Linked DNA regions of Homo sapiens: all the other regions are linked to region 1. A link is a loop called in an ENCODE intact Hi-C map of the cell type or tissue named here. Cell type or tissue: dorsolateral prefrontal cortex. All regions are shown on one strand.

Region 1 (4,000 bases):
AGGAACGACTGTTCCCACCCTACAGATGAGGAAAGCGAGCCCAGGGAGACTGAGTGCCACCATCACACAGATAGTCAGCGACAGGGCTGGGACTCAAAGCCACACCTGTCTGAGGGTTCTGCAGAACCCACAGGGGGTTATAAGCAAATGAAACAATTGAGTGTGCCTGTGTGCGCAAGTGTGTGTGTGTGCAAGCATGTGTGTGCATGTATATGTGCAGGAGTGTGCACAAGTGTCCATGTGTGTGCATGGGCATGTGCAGGTGTGTACTTGTGTGCAAGTGTCTGTGTGTGTGCATATGTGCACAGATATATGTGTGTGGACAGTGTGTGTTGGTGTTTGTGTGAGTGTGTGTCAGTGCCCCCAGGCTCCTGAACATGACTTCACTTTGAAAGTCCAGGAGCTCATGGAACAGAAGGAGCTCATCTTTTTCACAGCTGTATGCCCAGGACATTCCACAGGGCCTGCAGTTGAGCATCAGTAAAAGTTGGCTGAACTAATTGCAAACTCAAGAGCTGTACATACATGCACTGTCGTTGTTTTAAGTTCCTTTGCTTTCTTGCCTGTGTATGTCAAAGGAATGAACACACCTGAGTCTCTAGAGACAAAATTACCAATAGTTTAGGGTTAAAAAATGAATGTATTTACATGGAAGGCATGGGGCATGGAACCAATACAAGCTTCTGATTCCTTTGTAATGGCTATACACACTTATACACACTTCCCATCTGGGTCTTCTCCATCCTGCCTCTATGCTCACCTCTATATTAGAAGATGGATGGATGTGTGTGTGTCTGTGTGTCTGTCGGGGGAGCTCTTGTGTCTGAGCATCTATGTGTCTGTGTGTAATATGTTAGTATGCCAGTATATGGCATGAATGTACATGTGGGTTTGAGTGTGTTTGTGTGTGTGTGTGTGTGTGTGTGTGTTGTGAGTGTCTGCATAATGGAGTCTGTGTGTGTGTGTCCGGGGTGTCTGTGTATGTGTGTGTACAGACCTGTTGTGATAGGTTGTTCCTGAGACTGTTTATACCTGTGTCTCTACAAGAAGATCCAAGTGTGTGTGTGTGTCTGTGTGTGTGTGTGTGTGTGTGTGTGTTTTCTGCCTCCCCTCCAGAGTGAAAACTGACAAGACAGAGACCAGGCCAGCTCTTTCTGTTTTCCTTCACTGGCCACTCCTATGTGTCCAATAATCACAACCAACTAATTTGTTCATTAACAGAAGGAAAGCTCAGAACACCCTTGGGTCCCTGTCCACACAATCTCCCAGTATCACAGAGATGTGCAGCCCAGCACAGATAGCACAAGGGAGAAGCTCCCATTCTCTACCACATGGCTGCTGGCCCACCTCCCTCCCAGCCCGCAACCACTGAGACCCCACCGTGCAAAGGCAGCCTAAGTTTTCATGGCTCTGCTCAGGATGGTGGTGCAGCCACCAGCTCTGGGTCAGGCCCCTATAGTGCTAGTTCCTCCCCACCCCCTCTGTCCTCTATCTGCTTATGCAGAGCACGTCCTACAGTCAGTGCAGAAGCAGGAACTGTCTGCAGAGCTCCCAACACTGGCCGCCTCTGTCCTCGCCAACAACCGCGGACTGTTCCAGCCCCACAAACGCTTCCGTGGCTTTGTATCCATTAAAGGCACAATCTTGCTCAACCAATTAATGAAGCACCTTCTCTCACCCAATTCTCAAGTTTCCCCAGAGCCAAATGTAAAGTCTATACAATAATTAACACAGCCCGCTGTTTGATAAAGGAAGGCTTACATCTTTAATAATTCTCAATGAAGGAACATCCTGTGAAGGAATTGTTTAATTAAAAGACAACAATGGGATAAAAGGTAAATAAGAAGGAAAAGAGAGAGAGGGAGAGGGATAGAGAGAGAGAGAGAGATCACATCTGTTAATTCAGAACTAAATAAATATCCCCCACTTGAGATTCCTTACTTTCTTAGAATCCAGATATACTTGTTTAGCATGCAAATGTATTCTGTCATTAAACATGTTTGAAAAATGAGCAACTGTACTTTGACTAATTTTGTATCTCTCTGCTTAAAGAACAGCTGTCACGTCCCAGAGAGCATGGGGATCCCAGCTCTGAAACAGTGACTCCACTTCTCCAGGGCAAATTAGAGATTGCTGGGAGGAACTTCAGATGAAAACTTTGGGGGTTCATGGTTGAGGGCAGGCCAGAGTGGGGACTTCTGCTCCCAGGGAAATGGAGTAGACATACTTTTTCCTTATTCTCCCCACTAAGTACAACTAAAAAGCCCAAACATTGTACAGAAAACAAACATAAGAAGAGTCTGGGGATTATTCAATGAAGAGAAGAAGGCAGACCAGCTCAGGACCTCAGGACCTGAGGAATGACATGATGTTGAGGTCTGGAGTTTTCTTTTTGCCTCATATTTTGCAGACTTGCAGCAGAAAACTCAGCAACCCAGAAAGATCAATAGATGCAGGCAAAAAAAAAAATGCTATCAACAGAAGTCCTGCTCTATCTAGCCAAAGGTCCAGGAAAGGGGTAGGCTACCAAGACAGAAAACTTTCAGATAATTGCCACCACACTCCAGCCAAACACTCCAGAAAGGAAGTGCGGTTTCACCTCCCCAACACCAGCAAAGCCCGAGTGCAGATCCCAGACTCCCCATCTTCACCAGGCTGAAATGAAGTCCCCATTTGCCCAGCTGGGTCATATCCAAAAGGGTTTAGTATAGAGTCAGAATTTATACCACTGCCATAAAGAGTTCACAAACACACCGCCCCCCTACATGGTGTCAGTGAAGGCCATCTGGGGAGCAGTAACGATGCATCCCTACTTCTCCCAGCCAGGGAAGGGTCAGTGGTGGCTTCAGTAGGGAGCCAGAACTTCCACATCTTCCCAGCAGCAACACAGAACCTCCACCTCAGGTTTCAAAGGAAACCAAGAGGAGAACCTGGACTTCATTTGGAACCTGGAACCCTCATTTGACAATAATGAGACAGCAACCCCCTCACCAGAGTAGTATCAGAAGAAACCAGCTAAAACAGAAGGCGTAAGGAAGACCCATGAGCCTCATAACGTAATTCCCCAGAATTTCCAGGTTTCAAATGAAGATCACTATTCACACAAAGATCCAGGAAGAACTCAAACTGAATCAATCAATAGATTCCAGCGCTGAGATGATGAAATCATAAAGAACAATCTGACAAAAATTTTTAAACAGCTAGCATAAAAATGCTTCCATGGGCAATTGCAAATGTATTTGAACCAAATGAAAAAAGAAAATCTCAGCAAGGAAATACAATATATAAAGAAGGACCAAACAAAAAAAAATTTTTTTTTTTTTTGAGACGGAGTCTCATTCTTGTCACCCAGGCTGGAGTGCAATGGCGTGATCTCGGCTCACTGCAACCTCCACCTCCCAGGTTCAAGTGATTCTCCTGCCTCAGCCTCCCAAGTAGCTGGGACTGCAGGCACACGCCACCACACCTGGCTAATTTTTGTATTTTTAGTAGAGATGGAGTTTCGCCATGTTGGCCAGGCTGCTCTTGAACTCCTGACCTCAGGTGATCCACCTGCCTTGGCCTCCCAAAGTGCTGGGATTACAGGTGTGAGCCACCGTGCCCAGCCTGGAAATTTTAAAACTAAAAAATACAATAACCAAAAATAAAGCTCAGTTGAAAGAGGAGACAGCAGAAAGAATCAGTGACTAAAAGATATGGCCGTGCCTGGTGGTGACGCCTATAAACCCAGCACTTTGGGAGGTCGAGGTGGGGGAATCACTTGAGGCCAAGAGATCAAGACCAGCCTGGGCAACATGGAGAAATCCCATCTCTACTAAAAATGCCAAAAAAAAAAAAAATAGTGGGCATGGTGGTGCACACCTGTAGTCCCAGCTACTTGGGAGAACTTCTTGAACCTGGGAGGCAGAGGTTGCCGTGAGCTGAGATCACACCACTGCACTCCAACCTGGGCAACACAGTGAGACTGTGTCTTAAAAAATAAAAAATAAAAAGATATAAT
Region 2 (4,000 bases), 270 kb after region 1:
CAGAAGGCCCACGGCCCCAGGCCAGGAGCGGACCCATGGCAGGACCTCAAGTCTCCACCTTGGACTGAGAAGGAAGAGCGCCATGGGGGACAGACAGCAAGAAGACAGCCTTCCAGGCCAGGCCAGGACCCAGTTTATAGGGGCACAGGCCACAGCAGAGCCAGACCATGGGTGGGCTGGGCCCAGAGCTCCAGGCAGCAAGGCCGGTGTCTCAGCCCGGACCTGGGGGTTGCTAGCACCCAGACAGGACCCAGAGACCAAGAGGTGTCGTGTACCTTGGCAGGGTCCCAGGAGGATGGAAAACATGGTGGCCGGGACACAACAAGAACGAATGCCTGCTGAGCATACTATGTGCCGGCACCCACGCCCTCAATGGGAGAATGAGCCCCAAGGCGCTAAGCACCCCTCTCTCGGGCGCCATGGTGGACTGTTGCTCACCACAGCCTCCCTCCTGCTGGCCATACGTCCTCTCTAGATCCACCACCACAACCCCAAGGCAGGCCCATTTCACAGATGTTGAGACTGAGGGTCAGAGAGGGAATGCGATCTGTTCAAGACCACACAGATAATCAATCAGATTTGGGAACTGAACCCACACCTTTCCACCTGACCCCTTTCCACCAAATAGAGCAAGGTAGGCCTGCCCTATGGCCAGGTCCCGGGGAGGCAGGGGCAGGCCAGTGGGATTCTGGCCACTCTATGCACTCAGAGCAGACAAGGCCACAGTAAGATGGAAATACCGTGCCGTGACAGGCCACAGGTTCCCAGAGCCCCAGCCTATACAGATGGCTCCGAGCAGCCTCCATATGAGCCATGTCGTCAACACTAACCTCCTTCCCTGCTCTCTTGAGACACCCAGAATGGCTGGGGCTCAACTCCAAGCTGCACATCTCCCCCGCCCTAAGTGGGGCCAAGGCTGTGGGAACCTGCTCACACTGCCCAGCCCAGAACAGGAAGTGAGAGGAGGACAAGTCTCCACCACAGACCACTCAGGCTAGTAAGATCACAGCGACCTCCACCTCTTCACCCAGCCACTGCCCTGTGCTCACCCTGGGCTGGGCTATTCTAGTGCATTTCCTCAACTGATCCTCTCAGCTGTCCTCTATTCCATTTTACAGTCAGGGAAACCGAGGTTGCCCACCCAGAGTCAGAAAGCAGAGCAGGGGTGGGAGCCCCAGTCTGTGTGAGACAGCCACCACACTCCCGCCTCTTCAGCTCCTGGACACCCCACGGATGCTCCAGTGGAGGCATGGGGAAGGGCCAGGCTGAGCACAGTGGGGGACCAGGGTGGGCCAGGTGGAGATGCAGTCTCAGAGCCCAGCTGCCTCATCTAGGGTCTGTTGAGGGATGAGTGTGAGGGAAAACTGGAAAGATGGGGCCATCAGGGCCACATGTCCCACACCTGGGTGGAGGAGAAGGGGCAGCCTGGGCTCAGGACCACCCTAGTCCCCCAGCTAACACCCCCCACCTCACCCACTGGTAACCTACACTGCCTACAGCTTGGACCTAGAAACGGAAGGGGCATCTCATACCCTCCAGACCACTCTGCCCACACCTCAGGCCCAGAAAGGGGAACTCTGGGTTCTCCTTTCTTCAACCGTGGCCATCTGCCAGGAAACTGGCTGTTTACAGGCTGGGAGGAAGGGCTCAGAGAGTCTAGCTGAGTTGTTGGACACAGACCCAGCTGTCTTCCTGGGCCCAGTGCCTGTCAGAGAGGGCAGCACCCCAGAGAAAGGGGCTGTCACAGGCCAGCAATGGCAGAGAGATGCGTGGTCTCTGCCCCAGCCCACTGCCATTAGCAGGAGAGGGCTGCCACTTCGTGGGGCAGCAGGGGCAAGACGTGGGAGTCTATATGAGGGACAGGGCCACAGGGCTGAAGCCGTGGAAAGTGCAGACTTGCCAAAGTCCAGCTACGGGGACAGGGGGAGGTCATGGGTGCTGGTCCTGTCGGTGGCTGGGCAGAGAACCCAATCTTTACCTCATGACTAGCTCAATGGTCCTGAGAGCTGGGCTTGTCCAGGCACTAGTTTACAGAGCACAAGATTGGCAGACATGGAGAAAAGCAGAGGTGCAACCCCAGCCTAGGCTGGGGACCCAGGCTTCCTAACTTCCCAGCACATGGAAGGGCTGCCCAGAGGTCTGCAGAGGAGGGACAAGTCGCTGAGTACACAGTGGGGTATCAATGGGAGCCACAGATTCTGCCCAACTAGCATCCCGTACCCAAAACTGTTTTTTGCTTTTTGTTTGTTGCTGTTATTTTAATGAAACGCCAAGGAAATAGGAGGGCTGTTTAGCCATGAATGGTAAAGAGGCAATTCTGTTGCTCACCAGTTGTTTCCAGTTCTCTCTGCTTCCAGGCACATAGTAGGGCTGTGCTTCCTGGATCCCTTGTGACTGGCTGTGGCCACATGGCTGGTTGTGGCCAACGAGTCATAAGCAGAAGTGATGTGAGCACATCCAGGCTGAGCCCCCCAGAGCTCTCTTTCCCTCTGGCACAGCAACTGGCAACAACCAAGTGAAGTGACCATGAGGGACCAAGCTCCCCACTGACCGGCAATGGACACACAGCAGGAGGAGGAAATACTGTGTCATGAAAGCTGCTGGGAGTTTTGGATTGTTTGTTACTGCAGCATAACTTAGTCTCCCCTGACTCATACAACGGGAAACACAGAACAAAACCAAAGGGTGGAGACCCACAGGCACAGCCATGGGTAACCAAGTGTAAAAAGAATCACATCCAGGGATGGAATGGGTTAGAAATTATCTGGGAAGAGGCAGGGCAGAAGGGATGCTCTGAGTTGTTAGGCGACAGCATTTCCTGGGCAGTAGAAGGCTCAGTGAAGAGGGAAGACAGCTGCTATGAGGACAAAGCTAGAGGATTTCAACCTCGCAGCTACAAGAATTGGGAAAGAGAGTCTGTCTGCCATTACAAGAGGTGACTGTGAGTGCTGAGGGACAGCCTTAGCTGGCCCCCAAGAGAAACCTGGAGAAATGGCTCCAGGAGGAAAATTGTCAAAGTACTCATGTCCTAGACCTAGAAACAAAAGGGGCCACCTCATCCCCTCCAGTCCACCCTGCCCACACCTCAGGTCCAGAAGGGGAACTCTGGGTTCTTCTTTCTCAACCATGGCCATTGGCCAGGAAACTGGCTGTTTCCAGGCTGGGAGGGAGGGCTCAGAGAGCCTAGCTGAGATGTTGGACACAGACCCAGCTGCCTTCCTGGGCCCAATGCCTGTCAGAAAGGACAGTATCCCAGAGGAAGGGGCTGTCACAGGCCAGCCCAGGACTAGGAACAGCAGCAGCTCAGAGGCAGTATGACCCGTGGCCTCTCCCACACGCCTGGCATAAGGTATCCATCTGCTCACTGCCAGTTAAGTCCAACCTCCCAATCTAGAGGGCTAAGCCATGGCAATAAGGAATGAAGGGAGCCTCTTGAACCCAAAATTTGAGGAAGTGGGTGGTGCTGGAGTGTAGTCTATAAAATGAGAAAGTGTGTGTGCCCTCATGCATATGTGCACGTGTGTGTGCTCTTGAGTACAGGTGGATGTGTGTGTGCCTGAGTATATGCATGCATGTGTGTGTGTGTTGCACATGCCTGTGTGTGCACCTGCACAGGAGTGACTCCAGAATGAAGGAGAACCCTGACACCTGTGAGTTCAGCACCCTGACACCGTGAGTTCAGCACGGGCTTGTGGGGAATCCAGAGAGGGGACCCAGGGCCTAACTCCAGACTATCAATGCCTGCAGCCTCATCCACAGCTGTTATCACTGGCAGTAGCCCTTGAGGGGACCAGGAACAGCAGCTCTCTGTGGGACCCCGGGCGGCAAAGCAAGATTGACTTCAACGAGGGCCGTCCCTTGGGGTGTAGGTAGGCATGGGCCTAGACGGTGAGGTTCTGAAGAACAACCTGCTCAGGCAGAAAAGAGGCCCTGGGTCCAAGCGGCAGCACCAACTTACAGTCTGACTATTCGAACAGCAGTTTCCTCCAGGAACTTCCTT
Region 3 (4,000 bases), 84 kb before region 1:
TACAGATACAAAAGTGGCATTTCAAAACCGTGGTTAATGAGAATCATTGTGCCTTCCTCCATTGGTTTGTTTATTCCATCAGTAAATATTCATTGTGCACATACTATGTCCACACCTCATGTATTGTGCTGGGGATACAAAGATAAACAGAAGAAAGCCATAAAGACTGATGAAAATTCAATGTCTTAAATGTTCTCAAGGTACAGCAAGATCTTAGGGTTGGCCCTAACTCCGCTTGCAGAGCAAGGGATGACTGTCCTCCAGCTAGTTTGATTCATTGCACAAGTCAACAGCAAACCCACAAGAGCAAAAAAGGGCTTCCCTTTCTTCTGTCTCCTGAACCCAATGAAGCCCAGAACCAGACTAACCCAGAACCTCCTGGGCATCTGTAGACACTTGACACATTCATTTAACAAATGAAAATGCATACCTACAATGTGTCAAGCACGTGTTGAGCCATGGGGATAGAGTTGATGATGAAGAGCCAGGAGGCAGCTGCCCTCACTGAACTTTGTCTAATGAGACTTGCTCTTGGGAAGTCAGGGAGCCAGGAGAACGGGGAGCCCTTGGCACATCAGCTGGATGGGAGAGCCCATGAGGCAGCTGACAGCTGTTCATCCAGATATAGCCCTGATGTCCTAAGAACATGTCAGCTTCTTATTCAAAAACAAGAAGTATTTTTAATTCCCTGGCACTTGTGCCCCATTTAGAATATTACTTCAGTGACTAATCAGGGAAGCCCAACTAATCCAGACTCCTGAGAGCTCAGGCAGCTTCTGAGAGCTGCCAAGGCCACCAGCAGCCAGCAGGACATGTGGCAGCCACTCGTGGAGCCCAGGTGTGCATGAGTACTTCCCATATTCACCCAGCCCAAGTACGCGAGGAGGCTGCCATCAGCAGACACCAAATGTGAGAGCAGCTCTCTTTCCATAAGGGTTTAGAAGCCAATGGCCAATGGGTACCTAAGAAGATATTCAAACATCTATAAATGGAGAAATGCACATTATAAGGAGACACCACTTATACCCATCTTACAGGCAGAGATTTTAAAGTGTAACAGTGTCAACCAAATATTTGCCAGGATGTGAAAAATAAAGTGTAACGAACTTGGAGATCCCTTTGGCAATAGCTAAGAAACCTGCCAACTTGCCTGCCCTGTGCCACATACATAGGGCACAAGGAAAGCAACAGGATACTGTTCACTACAGCACTGCCCATTTCAGCAAAACATTAGAAACTCCCCAATGTCTTGCAGCAGAGCAACAGGAAGAAGGAAACTGTGCACAGGAATCCAATCAACAGATAATCCTCACTGCTACCCTGTAAGAGAGGTATACTATTTACCCTCATTTCCCAATGGGGAAACTGAGGAACAGACAGGGTAAGTAACTTGCCTAAGTTCCGTACTAGGCAGAGCCAGAGTTCAACCCAGGCCACCTGACCCCACATCTGTGATCTTACTCATTCTGTAATCCTGCCTCTGCAGAAATGTGCAGAATGGACATGGAGGAATATTGCAATTCTCCTGGAGGTTTACACATGTTTGAAAAATGTCCCAATTATCAAAGAAGAGATAGATATGCTGCCAAAAAGAGCTTCCCAAAGTCCCTCTGTAATGGTTAATTTTATGTAAACTTAGATGGGCCACAATGTCCAGATACTTGGTCAAACATTCTGGCTGTTTCTGTGAGATGGATGGTTTTGGGATGAGGTTATATTTAAATCCTCTGACTTTGAGTAAAGCAGATTGCCCTCCATGATGTGAGTGGGCCTCATCCAATCAGTTGAAGGCATGAATAGAACAGAAGGCTGGCCTCTCCCAACAAGAGGGAATTTTGCAGCAGATGGCCTTCAAACTTCATCTGCATTATTGGCCCTCTCCTGGGTCTCCAACCTGCTGGCTCACTCTGCAGATTTCAGTCTCTGTAATTGTGTGAGCCGATTCCTTAAAATCTCTCTATCTCTCTCTGTCTCTCTCTCTTTCTACACACACACACTCACACACACACACACACAGACTTGATTCTGTTTCTCTGGAGAACCCTAGCATCCCCTCCCTCCAGCGCTTGCCCAGTATTGCAGCAGCTGATGGACAGATGAAAAATGACCTCATTGCACTGTTCCTACTTTCTCCTTTCTGGAATCTTGAGACAAGAAGGACAAAGAAGACATAAACTACTGTAACATCACACTCTGAGGAAGCTATCATTGATTCCATTTTATAAGGAGTAAGACTGAGGCTTAGAGGAGCTGAATAACTTACCAACGTCACATCAGGAAAGCAATGAAATATTTTCAGGCTCAAATTCTATATCTTTTCTCCCAAAGTATATGGCAAGGACCTGGATGGTGGGCATGCCTCAGCTCTGCTAGCAATCAAACACAAGTGGACAGATGCCATGAATCCTGACAGCTGGTCGGTTTTGGTACTAGGATCACTGAAAGGAACAGTTCTCCTGCAGAAGACTCTATGATTGACCCACAGTTCCAGCCAGCCAACCACGATGGCTCCCATCTTATACTGTGTGATACCCCCTCCCCCAGGGCATACATTTGTAATGCTTCCCAATAGCCAGCTCCATTCAATAAGTACTTGTAAAATAAATTGAAAAAAAAAAGGCAAAACTCTTTGCCCTCTCATAAAAGGCTACCCCTAAGAGAGTAAGGAGAAAGATCATGAGCAAGGGTAAATGTTGTTGGAGAGACTACTGGTTAATCATGTAGATTAGGTAGCAGGGGAACAAGGGTGTGAAACTAGAATATCTAATAACAAAGCACAGGATACCTGAACTACCAAAAAATGAAAGCAAGCACTCATAAAAATCACTGATAAATTAACCACCAGGATGAGATAAGGGATCCCACACTGTGGTCAAATTTTGGTGGGGGTCATAGTGATAGCTCCAAAGCACATATCCAGACTCCTTGATGTCAGACAACCATCGCCATTATCTTGAGTAAGAGCAGACATAGAATTCAGACAAGATACAAGAATGTATAATGTTTTGGGGGATAGCTCACAGTATGATATGGAAGGGTAAGTGACAAAGATTTGCCTGACAGCAGGCAAGAGAACTATTGAAACACAGGCCCTATCTGGTCTCTGAAACACTTAAATAAATGAAGATATATAACATACTTGTGGATAAGGATACATAATCTTATGTAGACATAAATTCTTCCCATACTTATCTGTATATTTAATGCAATTCTATTCAAGATTCTGACAGAATTTTCATGAACCCTAATAAGCTAATTCTAAAATTTACATGGAAGAATAGCCAGTACACTTCTGAGAAGGAAGAGTGAAGAGGTTTGTTTTATCAAATATCAAAAATTATTATGAATCTATAGCAATTAAGCAATGGTAGTACTAGTGCAGAATAGAATACAAAGTCCTAAAACAGATATTATTCATAAGTAAAAAGGTTCTAGATGTCCAAAGTGGCAGGTCAGGTCATCAGACAGATGAGGACTATTCAATAAATAGGATAAGAAAATATGATTATCCACTTGGGAAAAAAGGTTAATTTCAAAACCTAACTCATTCCAAACACAAAAATTAGCTGTAGTTGTATTAAGAACTTAAATGACAGGGCTGGGCATGGTGGCTCATGCCTATAATCCCAGCACTTTGGGAGGCCGAGGTGAGCGGATCATGAGGTCAAGAGATCGAGACCATTCTGGTCAACATGGTGAAACCCCGTCTCTACTAAAAGTACAAAATTAGCTGAGCGTGGTGGCGGGCACCTCTAGTCCCAGCTACTCAGCAGGCTGAGGTGGGAGAATCGCTTGAACCCGGGAGGCGGAGGTTGCAGTGAGCTGAGATTGCGCCACTGCACTCCAGCCTGGCGACAGAGCGAGACGCCGTCTAAAAAAAAAAAAGCACTTAAATGACAGAAGCTAACTTTAGGACTTTTACATAGGTGAATATCTTTCTGATCTAGGGGTAGAAAAGGATTTTTTTTTTCTTTATGAACACAAGTACATGAGGTTTATT

The links. A loop is a pair of places that touch in the nucleus more often than their neighbours do. Peaks named below come from ENCODE experiments on the same cell type or tissue, not always from the same donor. Only the 100,000 strongest peaks of a DNase experiment are listed, where the experiment ranks them.
Region 2: it touches region 1 in a loop (3-fold over the local background); 2 of 110 quality-filtered maps call a loop at or near these places.
Region 3: it touches region 1 in a loop (2.0-fold over the local background); 3 of 110 quality-filtered maps call a loop at or near these places.

What each region holds. Positions count from the first base shown.
Region 1 is chr10:86,086,440-86,090,439 of GRCh38, forward strand. The region is part of intron 4 of GRID1 (glutamate ionotropic receptor delta type subunit 1); the gene reads right to left. Among named protein-coding and RNA genes, the nearest start is that of MIR346, 180 kb to the right of the region's middle. In dorsolateral prefrontal cortex, a CTCF peak has its summit at 1,629; a DNase peak (open chromatin) is centred at 1,542; H3K27ac peaks cover 591 bases.
Region 2 is chr10:86,354,062-86,358,061 of GRCh38, forward strand. All of the region lies in intron 2 of GRID1 (glutamate ionotropic receptor delta type subunit 1), which reads right to left. Among named protein-coding and RNA genes, the nearest start is that of GRID1, 11 kb to the right of the region's middle. In dorsolateral prefrontal cortex, a CTCF peak has its summit at 1,718; DNase peaks (open chromatin) are centred at 1,650 and 3,192; H3K4me3 peaks cover 584 bases; H3K27ac peaks cover 4,000 bases.
Region 3 is chr10:86,002,743-86,006,742 of GRCh38, forward strand. All of the region lies in intron 4 of GRID1 (glutamate ionotropic receptor delta type subunit 1), which reads right to left. Among named protein-coding and RNA genes, the nearest start is that of MIR346, 260 kb to the right of the region's middle. In dorsolateral prefrontal cortex, no CTCF peak of the experiment used is centred here; no DNase peak of the experiment used is centred here.